Regions from separate parts of the Homo sapiens genome. Here region 1 is linked to region 2. The links are chromatin contacts, found by Hi-C or POLR2A ChIA-PET in ENCODE. All regions are on one chromosome and are shown on one strand. Each heading gives the region's core, a stretch centred on a gene start or an enhancer-like site at or near the end of the contact. The rest is flanking DNA. Distances are from core to core; before and after follow the strand shown. Region 1 overlaps MYO10 (myosin X). Region 2 overlaps MYO10 (myosin X).

Region 1 (6,043 bases), core at 1,615-4,114, 59 kb before region 2:
GGGAGGTAGTCTGCTCAAGTTCACACAGCTGGGAAATGATAGAGCCAGGATAGGAGGCCAGAGAGCTCTAGCTCCATGAACTCATTTGGAGGGGAAGGCAGTTGTTCTGGTAGATTTTTGTTTATTTGTTTGTTTTGTTTTTGAGATGGAGTCTTGTTCCGTTGCCCAGGCTGGAGTGCAGTGGCATGATCTCTGCTCACTGCAACCTCCGTCTCCTGGGTTCAAGAGATTCTCATGCCTCAGCCTCCTGAATAGCTCGAATTACAGGCGCCTGCCACCACGACCAGCTAATTTTTGTGTTTTTAGTAGAGACAGGGTTTCACCATGTTGGCCAGTCTGGTCTTGAACTCCTGACCTCAAGTGATCCCGCCTGCCTTGGCCTCTCAAAGTGCTGGGATTACAGGTGTGAGCTATCACTCCTGGCCGTTCTGGTAGGCTTTTGAAGTCGGAAGAATAGAGACTGTGTGGAAATCTTCAGGAATGCATATTTGCTTCTCCATACAGAGCAGAACAGTCAGGTAATACAAGTCCAAAAGGAATTAGCTGATTTCTGCCAGTGACTGGAACAAGGAATAGAAATTTTCCTATAGCCAAGCAAAAGCAGAAACATAGACCTTCTGCTTCTTTTTGTGATGACAGCAACTGCACACTCATCCCGAGTGATTGGCGTAAGTAAGTGATCCCTGTTCCGAGTGAGGGCTCGAAAAATACTTTCAGTGGGCCAGGCGCGGTGGCTCACGCATGTAATCCCAGTACTTTGGGAGGCTGAGGCAGGCGGATCACCTGAGGTCGGGAGTTTGAGACCAGCCTGACCAACATGGAGAAACCCTGTCTCTACTTAAAATACAAAAATTAGCCAGGCGTGATGGTGCATGCCTGTGATCCCATATTCGGGAGGCTGAGGCAGGAGAATCGCTTGAACCCAGGAGGCGGAGTTTGCAGTGAGCTGAGATTGTGCCATTACATTCCAGTCTGGGCAACAAGAGCGAAACTCTGTCTCAAAAAAAAAAAAAAAAAAAGAAAAGAAAAATAGTTTCAGTGAAATTTTGTGTTTCCAGGGAGCATCCGTGTGGAATGCCAAGGCCACACTGAATTTCATCAGTTATTTTTTTGGAGTTTCGTCTATTTCTGGTAAACTCTAGCTTCCATGAAGCAATATTGAGGGAAAGTGTATTTGCTTTGGAATCCATATGCAGTTTGTAAATCTTGCTTGTAATCTGCTGAGCTGCTGAGCTGATGCTTCTATCTGCCTTGTAGATGGAAGTGACACGCAGCTGTCTAGTCACAGCTTTGGGCTTTTGGACTCTTCACATCTTCCTTACCCATTAAACTTGAAACTGTTTCTTTCAAGTTTAATGATAACAATTTTAAGAAACTATTTTGGAAATTGACTCTCCTAGTAGTGTGAGACTTTAAAAGGTAATGGATGGTTTACATTTAAACCAGCTTTTGAAGGCTGTGATTTAGTTAAGGTGGTGCTACTTGGCAGCTGCTAATATTTTTTATTCCTATGGAATACGTATTCTGTAGTTTAAAAAGAAAGTGGCTAGCATGGTTAGATCAGCAGAAATATTCTTTGTTGTAAAGTATGTAGCCTGGAAGTTATCAAGGGATGGATACATAGGTTAGAATTACTTTTTTTTTGGACCCAGGGTCTTGCTTTTTTGCCTAGGCCGGAGTGCAGTGATGCAATCACAGCTCACTATACCCCGGACCTCCTGGGCTCAAGAGATTCTCCCCCGTTCGGCCTTTTGAGTAGCTGGGACTACAGATGTGTGCCACCATGCCCATCTGATTTTTTCTTTTTTTTTTCCTTTTTTTTTTTGTAGAGATGGGTCTCCCTGTGTTGCCCTGGCTGGTCTTGAGCTTCTGGGTTCCAGTGATCCTCTCCTCCCCTCTCAGCCTCCCAAAGTGCTGGGAATACAGGCATGACCCACCATGTCCTGCTAGAGTTACTGGTTTGCATAGAATGGTAGTTCTCAACTGGAGGCACTTTTGCCTCACCGGGGATATTTAGAAGTATCAGGAGACATTTCTGGTTGTTAACACTGATGGGAGGTGACTACTGGTGTCTAGTGGGTAGAAGCTGAGGATGCTGCTAAACATCCTCAATTGCAGAGGGCAGCCCCCACAATGAAGATTGATCCAGTCTAATAGGTCAATAGTGTTAAGGGTAAGAAAACCTGATATAAAAGATTGACTTACAAGAATCTTCCCTCTTGTATTTTATTTTAATATGCTGCATTTTCTAAATAAAATCATTATTCCTAAAGTAATTTCCATAGTGTACTCTTCGGGGTGTGTGTGAATGATGCATTAATCTGATTTTTATTAATTTTAATACCGGCATTATATTTAGTACAACTTGGTTATATTAAATATCTAGATCTATAGTTATATGTTTGTTTTATTTATTCCAACATTGATTTCTGCAGCATTGGTTAATAGTTGGGATATTAAGCCATTTTTATTTCTAGGCCTTCTCAACTTTGAGTTTCCACTGATCCTAAGAAGCGAAGGAACAGACAATACGGACCTGATTTGTATATTTCTGAGATGAAAGAAAGATTGAAGGGGCTGACGTTAGCAATCTACACTATATTCTTTGGACCTCTTCGTGTCATCTAATTATTTTAGTTAATTACCAACATTTTTGTTACCAACCCTGATAATGCAAGAGGCAGCCTCTTTGAATGGGGTACGTGAACCTTTACCAGTGAATTCATATCTTTTTTCTTTTCCGTTTCTCCCAATTTTGATGAGTAAGTGTGTGGTTTTTCTTCTTAATTTTCATCAAGCCTATTGTTTTCTTGCCAGCCACAGTGATGAATCACTCTAAAAGCTTGGTGAGGGCAGTTGAATCAGCAGGCAAAACTTTTTTATTTGCTGAAAATAAATGGAAGGCTGCTTATAGGTTCACACCCTTGCTGCTCTCATCAAATCTTCAGGCAGGAGGGAAATGAAATTGGATCATCTTAAACTTCCTGGATTTAATCTGTGATTTAGGAGTGAGTTCTTTCCATGCTTCTCCTCTCCTCTTTTCCCTTCCTAGCAAGAGGAGAAAAAAAGCAAGTAATTTAATGTAATCTGATTTTTTTTTTTTTTTTTTTTTTTACTTCATGGCTTTTTGACATTGGAAGAGAAATGAGCCATCTTTCTAGAGGAGCTTTAGTGTCATGTGTGCTTTTCTTATTGATTGGGAATAACTTAAAAAGACTCCTCAGAACTCCGAATGGGATATTTAATTTGTTAGAACACGAGTCTGCACCACTATCTGTTGACGGTGAAATGAATTTACTAAGTGGATAATTTGCTGAGCATTAGCTGACCCTGACGTGGCGGAACGAAGGTCTCTGGAGATGGTTCATGGTGGAAATCTGGGCTTGATGGGTCGGTAATGAGACTTCAGCGATGACATCTTTACCAAGGCTGAGGCTTAACACTCGGGACCAAGCGATTCAACTGGTAAGCGACATGCTTTGAATATTTACTCACCAGCTCTGTTAATTCAGATTCAGGATAAGAAATGTATGGTGAGTGATTTTTTTTTTTTTTTTCTTTTTGACGTAGAGTCTCGCTCTGTCGCCCAGGCTGGAGTGCAGTGGCGCAATTTCAGCTCACTGCAACCTCTGCCTCCTGGGTTCAAGCAATTCTCGTGCCTCAGCCTCCTGAGTAGCTGGGACTACAGGTGCATGCCACCACACCCGGCTAATTTTTTATATTTTTATTGGAGACTGGGTTTTGCCATGTTGGCCAGGCTGGTCTCGAACTCCTGACCTTAGGTGATCCGCCCGCCTTGGCCTACCAAAGTGCTGGGATTGTAGGCGTGAGCCACTGCGCCCAGCCAATGGTGAGTGATTTCTTTGCATCAGAGATGACTGCTTGTTGAAGACCACTGTTGATGGAATTCAGCGTGCCTTCACCTCTGCCACTTGACCTCTGATTGGCCTGCCATTGCTGTGGTTGTACTGGTAGCTAGGAGGGTTCCCATCCCCTGCCATTACTGAGACCATGATGCTGTGGAGGGGGATGCGGAGGACACCAAGGAAGTACGACTGATTGACTGATGCACCTTGGAGGGTCCCTCAGATTTATCTATAAACCCTTAAAAATAACGATAATCATAGAGGACATCTGTGAGGAACTTATTTGGTGCCATTTGCTGTGCTGAGCCATTTATATACAGATATCCTGGATCTCATTGAATCCTCTGCATCTTAGGAACTGTTGTTAATCTCATGTAGAGATGAACTACCTATGGCTTGGAACCCAGTTGTGTTCCCTGGTGGGACTCTGACTTCAGAAAGTACTCTTTTTGTCTTGCACTATATACCTTAGTTCAGTGTAAAGGGCCTGGTTGTTGGATTTTATTTGTGTGATCAATATTATTTTGCAGTTGGCCATTAGCGATCATCTATTCTCACCTCTTCATTTTGTAGACAGAATCTTCACCCCAAGATGTAAGTCCCTTGCCCAGCTTTGAAGAGCTTGTTCATGAATCCAGAGCCTTTTTCTTTGCTGCTGGTGACTTTGGCATTTCTGGGAAATTTCCGTTTATTTAAGGTTATACTTTTAATCTTGTGATGTATGTATATTACAATATTAATTTCTAATCAGCTGCGAAAGTTCCACCCTTGCAAAGTCCCACAGCCAGATGGGATCCCAAGTTTCTTGGCTCCCCCAGAGCTTGTGTGTTCATTTCTTCTCTTACAAGTTGATGTCTCAAGAGCTTATCACTGCTCTCACGGCCAGGTGGCTTGCCGGTTCCAAGGACTGGCAGTGACCTTATAAAATATTTGGACTTTTTCTAGTGCGATACGATCCCATACTAGGCAGTGATTAAATCTCAAGGTTATTTTCATGTCTGGGGTACCCAGTGGAAGGCATGTTTTGTCTAGGACTCCCTTAAATGTAGGAAAGACATATCTGGGGCTAGAAAAATTAGTATTTACAAATAGGCAAAACAAAAGTAGTAGACTCAGCAGAAAGAACAGGTCTGCAGAATTAACAGTGGCATAGGTGGGCCACGTAGGTTCTGTCAGATATCACTGATCCCAGTGAGGTCATGGGGCATATTGATCTGTTCTGCTGACCGCTATCTGATACTGATAACGCATGTTAGGTTCTTATAAGAATGGGCTTGCAGGCTTCTTAGTGTATTCCAGCAGAAGCTCCTGAAGGTCCTTGGGAAGTTTGTCACAGGCAGGAATCATGTGGAATGGCAGCGAAGGAAGGCGGCATGGCCAGCTGTTGGGATCGGCAGAGCTGGCTCTGGCAGTGGGCACTCAGCCAAGCCGCCCGCACTTCCTATAAAACACCCTGGTCTCTACCCAGCTTCCCGTAGGTACTGTAGGAAGAAATGCCACCTTGAACCCTTGGCCCAGCTTGCAGTACCATGCTGGAACATTAAGGTCTTTATCATTTGGTCAGGATCGGACAGACTTGCTCATGTTCCTTTGCTTTTCCTGCCCCACCACTGAAGTTGGTATCTTCAGGTGTGTTTCCAGGGAGGAGCCCAGGTTAGCTGTGTTGTATTGTTTCTTGTCTTAACTGAAATCCCATAAAAGGGGCTGAGTGTAGTATCCCACGTGATCCAGGTCATTCCTCCTCCTGGTGCCTCTTGGCTCCCTCTCCTTCTTGTCTTTTTGTCTCGAGCAACTGTATCCTAACCTCCTCCCTCTCTTGCCACATGGTGGTCTAGTCTTTGCCTGGCCTGTTGTTCTTGGAGCTCAGAATTTTGCTGGCCTTATTTCTGAACTTCAGCTCATACTTACGTATCCTGGTTCTCACTTGTCTCTCTTGTTCTGACTCAAGATGTTGCAGGCTCCTAGCCACACCCAAACCCCACATTGCACACCTACGCTTGCTTTGTCCACTGCCTGGGGTTGGCTGTGTTTCTGTAAGCAGGCAGGTCAGTAGCCTGTCTTCCACTGCCAGCCTTCCCTGGCACTCTGGGCACTGGCCACCTCCACAGTGGCAGATGCAGTTTTGCAAAAGTGACTTCATTCACAAACTTGAGAAGAAGGAAATTCTGCGATACCAG
Region 2 (5,446 bases), core at 1,421-3,920:
CCTGAATCCATTTCTCAGTAAATATGGGCCTGGGATCTGCATTTAACGAGTTGCCCGAATGATTTTATTCACACTGAAATTAGAGAACCACTGACTCAGTGGGTACTTTGATCTGAGATCAATTGGAAAGTCTTTCTTCTTCCTCTTCTCACTGTGTCCCCTACCCCAAACTTTCCACTTATTTGCTATTTACTTCCAGTCGAGCTACTTCCTGCCCTGTGGGTGTAGGGGCTATGGGAGGAGGGGCTGGCCTTTCTGATGGTATAAATCTCCAGAGACATTTGTTTCTCTCATTTTTCTCCCCCTTTCTTATGGCCCTGCCCTCTTTTCTTTTTGTGTCTAAAACAGAACCCAGTGATTGGCCGCTTCTTCCACGTTGTGAGTTAATAGTGTGCAGGTTTTTCTAATTTGTAGAGAAATCCCACTGATAAAGCAGCTTCCTGAAATATCTTCTTTCCCCTCCATTGAGCTACATACATGGTGGCCATCAAGGGTGGTCTTTGGGTTCAGATAACTCAGTTAAGTTATATTTATGTTTCTGAGGAAATTTCCCTTACCTGTTTCTATCTTGAGAGAGAGAGAATTGGGGCCTGAAGGAAGGGCACGGCCCTGGGTGGGGGTGGGCCAGGGATGCTCAGGGAGTGAACAGCTCTGGGGGTGGGTGAAGGTGACATCTTGTGGAAGGGCCTTGCCATGGTCTGAATGTTTGTATTTCTCCAAAATTATTATTATTATTATTTTGAGTTAGTGTCACCCTGTCACCCAGGCTGGAGTACAGTGGCATGATCATGGCTCACTACAGCCTCAGATTCCTGGGTTTCAGTGATCCTCCTGTCTCAGCCTCCCAAGTAACTGGGATTACAGGCATGTGCCACCATGGCCAGGTAATTTTTCAACTTTTTTGTAGAGATGGGATCTCACTGTGTTGCCCAGGCTGGTCTCAAACTTTTGGCCTCAAATGATCCTCCTGCCTCAGCCTCCCAAAGCACTGGGATTATAAGGTGCCTGCACCTGGCCCCAAACTTCCTATGTTGAAATCCTAGCCCCCAATGTGATGGTATTGGGAGGTAAGACCTTTAGGAGGTGATTAGGTCATGAGGGTGGGCCCCTCATGAATGGAGTTAGTGCCCATATAAAAGAGGCCTAAGGGAGCTTGTTTGTCCCTTCCACCACATGAGGGCACAGCTACAAGGTCCCATCTATGAACCAGAAAGCAACACTCACCAGATGCAGAATATCCTTGCTCTTGGACTTCCCAGCCTCTAGAACCAGGAGAAATAGATTTCTATTGTTAATTAGCCATCCAGTCTGTGGTAGTTTGTTACAGCAGCCCAAATGGACTAAAGCCAGCTTGTTCCACTCTACTCCAGGGGTACCCCTGCCCTCCTTGGCTTAAAAGACCCCACTGTGGGCTGGATGAGAACACAGGATAAAGAGCAGGCGGGTAAATCCCAAACAGGAGCCCCATGTTGGAGAGAGACCAGAGCTTATGCCAAGTGGTGTATGTTACTTATTTTTTTTTTCCCCTGAGATGGAGTCTTGCTCTGTTGTCCATGCTGGAGTACAGTGGCATACTCTCGGCTCACTGCCACCTCCACCTCCCGGGTTCAAGTGATTCTTCTGTCTCAGCCTCCTGAGTAGCTGGGATTACGGGCACATGCCACCATACCTGGCTAATTTTTATATTTTTAGTAGAGATGGGGTTTCACCGTGTTGGCCAGGCAGGTCTCAAACTCCTGACCTCGTTACCCGCCCACCTCGGCCTCCCAGAGTGTTGAGATTACAGGCATGAGCCACTGCACCCGGCCCTGTGTGTTACGTAGAACTGCAATGGAAGCCTGAACTTTCAGCTTTTATTTCAAACCATATGATTGTGCTGCCATTTTAAAGATAACAGACATCTAAAAAATCAGACTAAATGGTTACCTCGGAGGATTGAATTTTCAAAGGTAACAGAAATGCTCAATATATTGTTCTGCGTGATTCATCAAAGCTGTGTATTTTATTGCATGCAAATTAAACCTCGATTTTTTTTTTTTTTTTTACAAAAGTAGCATCTAGCTTTTTTGAAAGCAGCTGTGTGTGTATGTTGAAGTGACAGATGTTATCAACACAGCATTCCTGTGTAAAGCTTATGTGACGACTCCAGTGTGCGACTGAACAGGGGCAGCAAACTGCAGCCCTTGCCTACAGCCTGAATTGTATGGTCTACAAGCTGAGATTGTTTCTTACATTTCTAAATGTCTGGAAAAACTCACGAGAAGCATATTTTGACACGTGAAAATCATGTGAAATTCAAATTTAATAAAGTTATATTGGAACACAGCCATGCCCATTCATCGGCCTCTTATCTGTGACTGCGTTCACAGCAGGTAGCGTCTTGTGGAAAGGCCTTGCTATGGTCTTTGTCCCTGCAGATGCTTTTGTGGCACAGCTGAGGAGTTGCAAAGCTTCACGTATGGACCGTCAGTCCTTTAGCAGAAAAAGTTTGCCAAGCCTGATCTAAAGGCTCATTTACCCCAATTACTTCTGATATGATATTTAGTGCTTCAGGGGATCTTCCAGGGTTCCCAGTTCTGGTTACACATTGGAATGACTTGAGGAGCTACTTAATGAGATTCCTGGGCCACTATGCCACACCAAATGGTACAGCCTCCCTGGAGGTGAGCCCAGGACTCTTTGCAACCAGTGCGACCAGCCAGGATGAGTCTGTTGTTAAGCCCAATTGCTTTGTTTTCCCAGTGAGAGGAGGTTCCTTGCTCAAGAGGTTAAAGTAGCCCGTGGCAAAACTCATGTTTCTTGCTACCTGTGGGGCAGTGGCTCTCAAAATTGAGTAGGCTCAATTGATGAGGACCTCCTGGAAGACCTGTGAAACCACTGAATTCTAGGTCTCAATCCAGAGCTTCTGATTCAGCAGGTGTTTTAGGAGCCTGCAAATGTGCATTTCTAACAAGTCCCCAGGTGCTGCTGATGCTGCTAGTCTAGAAGCCATACTTTGAAAATGGGTCTGCAGGGGTTGGCAGGCTATGTGTGGGGATTTGTTTTTTGAAATCCATGCTCTAAATAAAAGCATCTCATACACCGTCTTCCTCCCAAAGCATGTTCTTTAAAAATACAGGTGGTCACTTTCACAGCCTGAGTACCTTTTTCAACTGCTGCTGCCGTAAAGGAATCCTTATTGAGCAGTATTGTGTCAGAAACCATATGTAGTCTTGAGTGCTTAGTTTTAAATACTAACACCTGCCAGTGGCTTAGTCTGTAACCCAGTGTTGTTTTCTGGGTTGGCTTAAGGGAGAGCTGCTTTCAGGGACAGCAAAATGAGGACAAGCCTGTGTGTTGTGTGTTCATCAGAGCCCAGCACATTTCCAAGGAAGCTCTCCTCCTCGAAGTATTTCAGAAAGCGAGTTGATTGTGCATATACTAACCTAATTGACACATATAATGCCTATTTTTAACATGGAAGATCAGTTAAATCGTTAACTTATCATTTGCCATGATAGGCTGATACATATTGCTTGTTTTCTAAGCTCGATTCCTATTTAAATGCTTCTGTTGGAACTCCCAAAGTTTCCATAGATTTCTAATATGGTCTTTTATCCCATTGTCCATGCCACCTGGCATGAAGGAACCAGAAAGATGGCCAGAAGAAGGCTGAGGCAAGGGGAGGCCCTTGGGTGGAAACTTTTAAGAACCACTCACTCAGGGTCATGCATGACTGCAGCGTTGGACTCATCCCTAAATCATGCATGCTGGCACCTGCTTCCTTACCCTCGTCCCTGCCCCCATCAGATCCCGGAAGCTTGAGCAAGACTCTCTAAGACAAGAGGCCCCATCTGTAGACTCCACCTCCCTTCTTCCACTTACTTTGCTTGAATGATTCATTGATACCTTTAAAATACTCCAAGGAAAGAAACGGCTCGCTCTTTTTTTTTTTTTGAGACACAGTCTCACTCTGTCACCCAGGCTGGAGTGCAGTGGTGCGATCTCGGCTCACTGCAACCTCCGCCTCCCAGGTTCAAGCGATTCTCCTGCCTTGGCCTCCTGAGTAGCTGGGATTACAGGTGTACACCACCACGCCCAGCTAGTTTTTGTATTTTTAGTAGAGATGGGGTTTTGCCATGTTGGCCAGGCTGGTCTTGAATTCCTGGCCTCAAATGATGCAGCCTCCTGAAATGCTGGGATTACAGGCGTGAGCCACAGTGCCTGGTCTTGAACAGGTCTTTCTTTAGAATTTGCAAATATCTGTGTTGACACATTTTCCTGAACTTGTTAAAGATGAGACGGCTGCAGTACAAGCTGTGATGTGTCATACGATTGATTATTCTAATGAATTTTTAAGGGAAAAGAAATCCCCAGAGGGTTTCCTAGATGAAGACTTGAATGCAGGCGTGTGCAATCTCACAGAAAACAATACTGTTCCATTTGTAAATTCAGCTCGTGGCCTGTGTTAGAAGTTTCAAATGCAGTTGCTTCGTTTCAGACGTTAAAGTCCGTCGTTCATCTGGCTGCTGTTTGGATGTTACAGATGGTTCTGGGAATCATTTTGGGATAATTAATAATAGCGTAGGTCTTCCAGTGAGGGTAACAGGTAGCTAACCCTTGAGAATTCAGTGAGCATTTCAGTCTCCTGGAATGATCTGCTGTTCTAAAATGCATCCATCTCCCCGCCACGTCAGAGTTCACAGTGCCTTGTTCCAAGCATCTGCTTTTGCTCCTGCAAACAGAGCTAATGACAGATGTTAACTGGCTGAGCTGAGAGACAGTCACTCTTATGACAATGGGTTGGAGCATATGCTGTCCCGAGTTTCAGGAAGCTTTTGTAACAAAGGACTCAAAAGAGATCAGGCCTCCAGGGAATGTTGCCAACATGCCTTTGTAAAGGGCAAATCCTGTCCGATTAACCTAATTTCCTTCCCCGAGCAGTGATAAACCAGGGAGATTAAAATTTGCAGCTATTTCAACTTTAGCATTTATTTTTTTCTGATATAAGATGTATTTATAATTAACATCTGAAGATAGTTTATTTAAAACATGTATCTCGCTTTATTTTTTTTCCCTCCACCAAAAGGTCATAACTTGCCTTGGAAAGTAATACATGGGCCTCATGGATGTTTGGAGGTAGCACCAGCGAGTGTAGACTTCAGCATCCACTCCCTGAATTTTGGATGTTCCCTGTTCGGGACATTATCTGCAATGGTTAAGATGAAGTAAATACCATAGAGAAAAAATAATTCCTGCCATTTGAGGAAAGCCATACTCTTGAGTATTCATTATTGGCTCATTGCTATCTTTGATGGAGATTTTAAAATAGTTTGCAGATGTTACTTTTAGCTACAAGAGGAAAAGCAGCTAAAGCCACATTTTAGCACCTAGGATTTGATTCGTTAACAACTTGCATTAGCTTGAGTGATGGTCTGAAATACAAAGCAACAGTTTTTTTGGTTTT

The links. A loop is a pair of places that touch in the nucleus more often than their neighbours do. ChIA-PET counts read pairs that join two places held with the same protein, here RNA polymerase II (POLR2A). Pooled maps may share reads with other maps.
Region 1: a map of PC-3 shows a loop between it and region 2 (2.2-fold over the local background). The contact joins two enhancer-like sites. A Hi-C loop is called at or near these places in 4 of 168 maps with a recorded cell type or tissue (Caco-2, MCF 10A, PC-3 and 1 more) and 1 of 50 pooled maps. POLR2A ChIA-PET finds 5 or more read pairs at or near these places in 5 of 52 experiments (A673, BJ, MCF 10A and 2 more).

The regions. Positions count from the first base shown.
Region 1 is chr5:16,913,477-16,919,519 of GRCh38, reverse strand. The region is part of intron 1 of MYO10 (myosin X); the gene reads left to right. Among named protein-coding and RNA genes, the nearest start is that of MYO10, 20 kb to the left of the region's middle. Within about 2 kb of position 2,864, at least 6 of the 41 ENCODE cell types and tissues checked have a DNase peak (open chromatin) inside an H3K27ac peak, as active enhancers do; they include A673 and PC-3, where a contact is called at or near this core.
Region 2 is chr5:16,855,040-16,860,485 of GRCh38, reverse strand. The region is part of intron 2 of MYO10 (myosin X); the gene reads left to right. Among named protein-coding and RNA genes, the nearest start is that of MYO10, 79 kb to the left of the region's middle. Within about 2 kb of position 2,670, at least 4 of the 41 ENCODE cell types and tissues checked have a DNase peak (open chromatin) inside an H3K27ac peak, as active enhancers do; they include A673 and PC-3, where a contact is called at or near this core.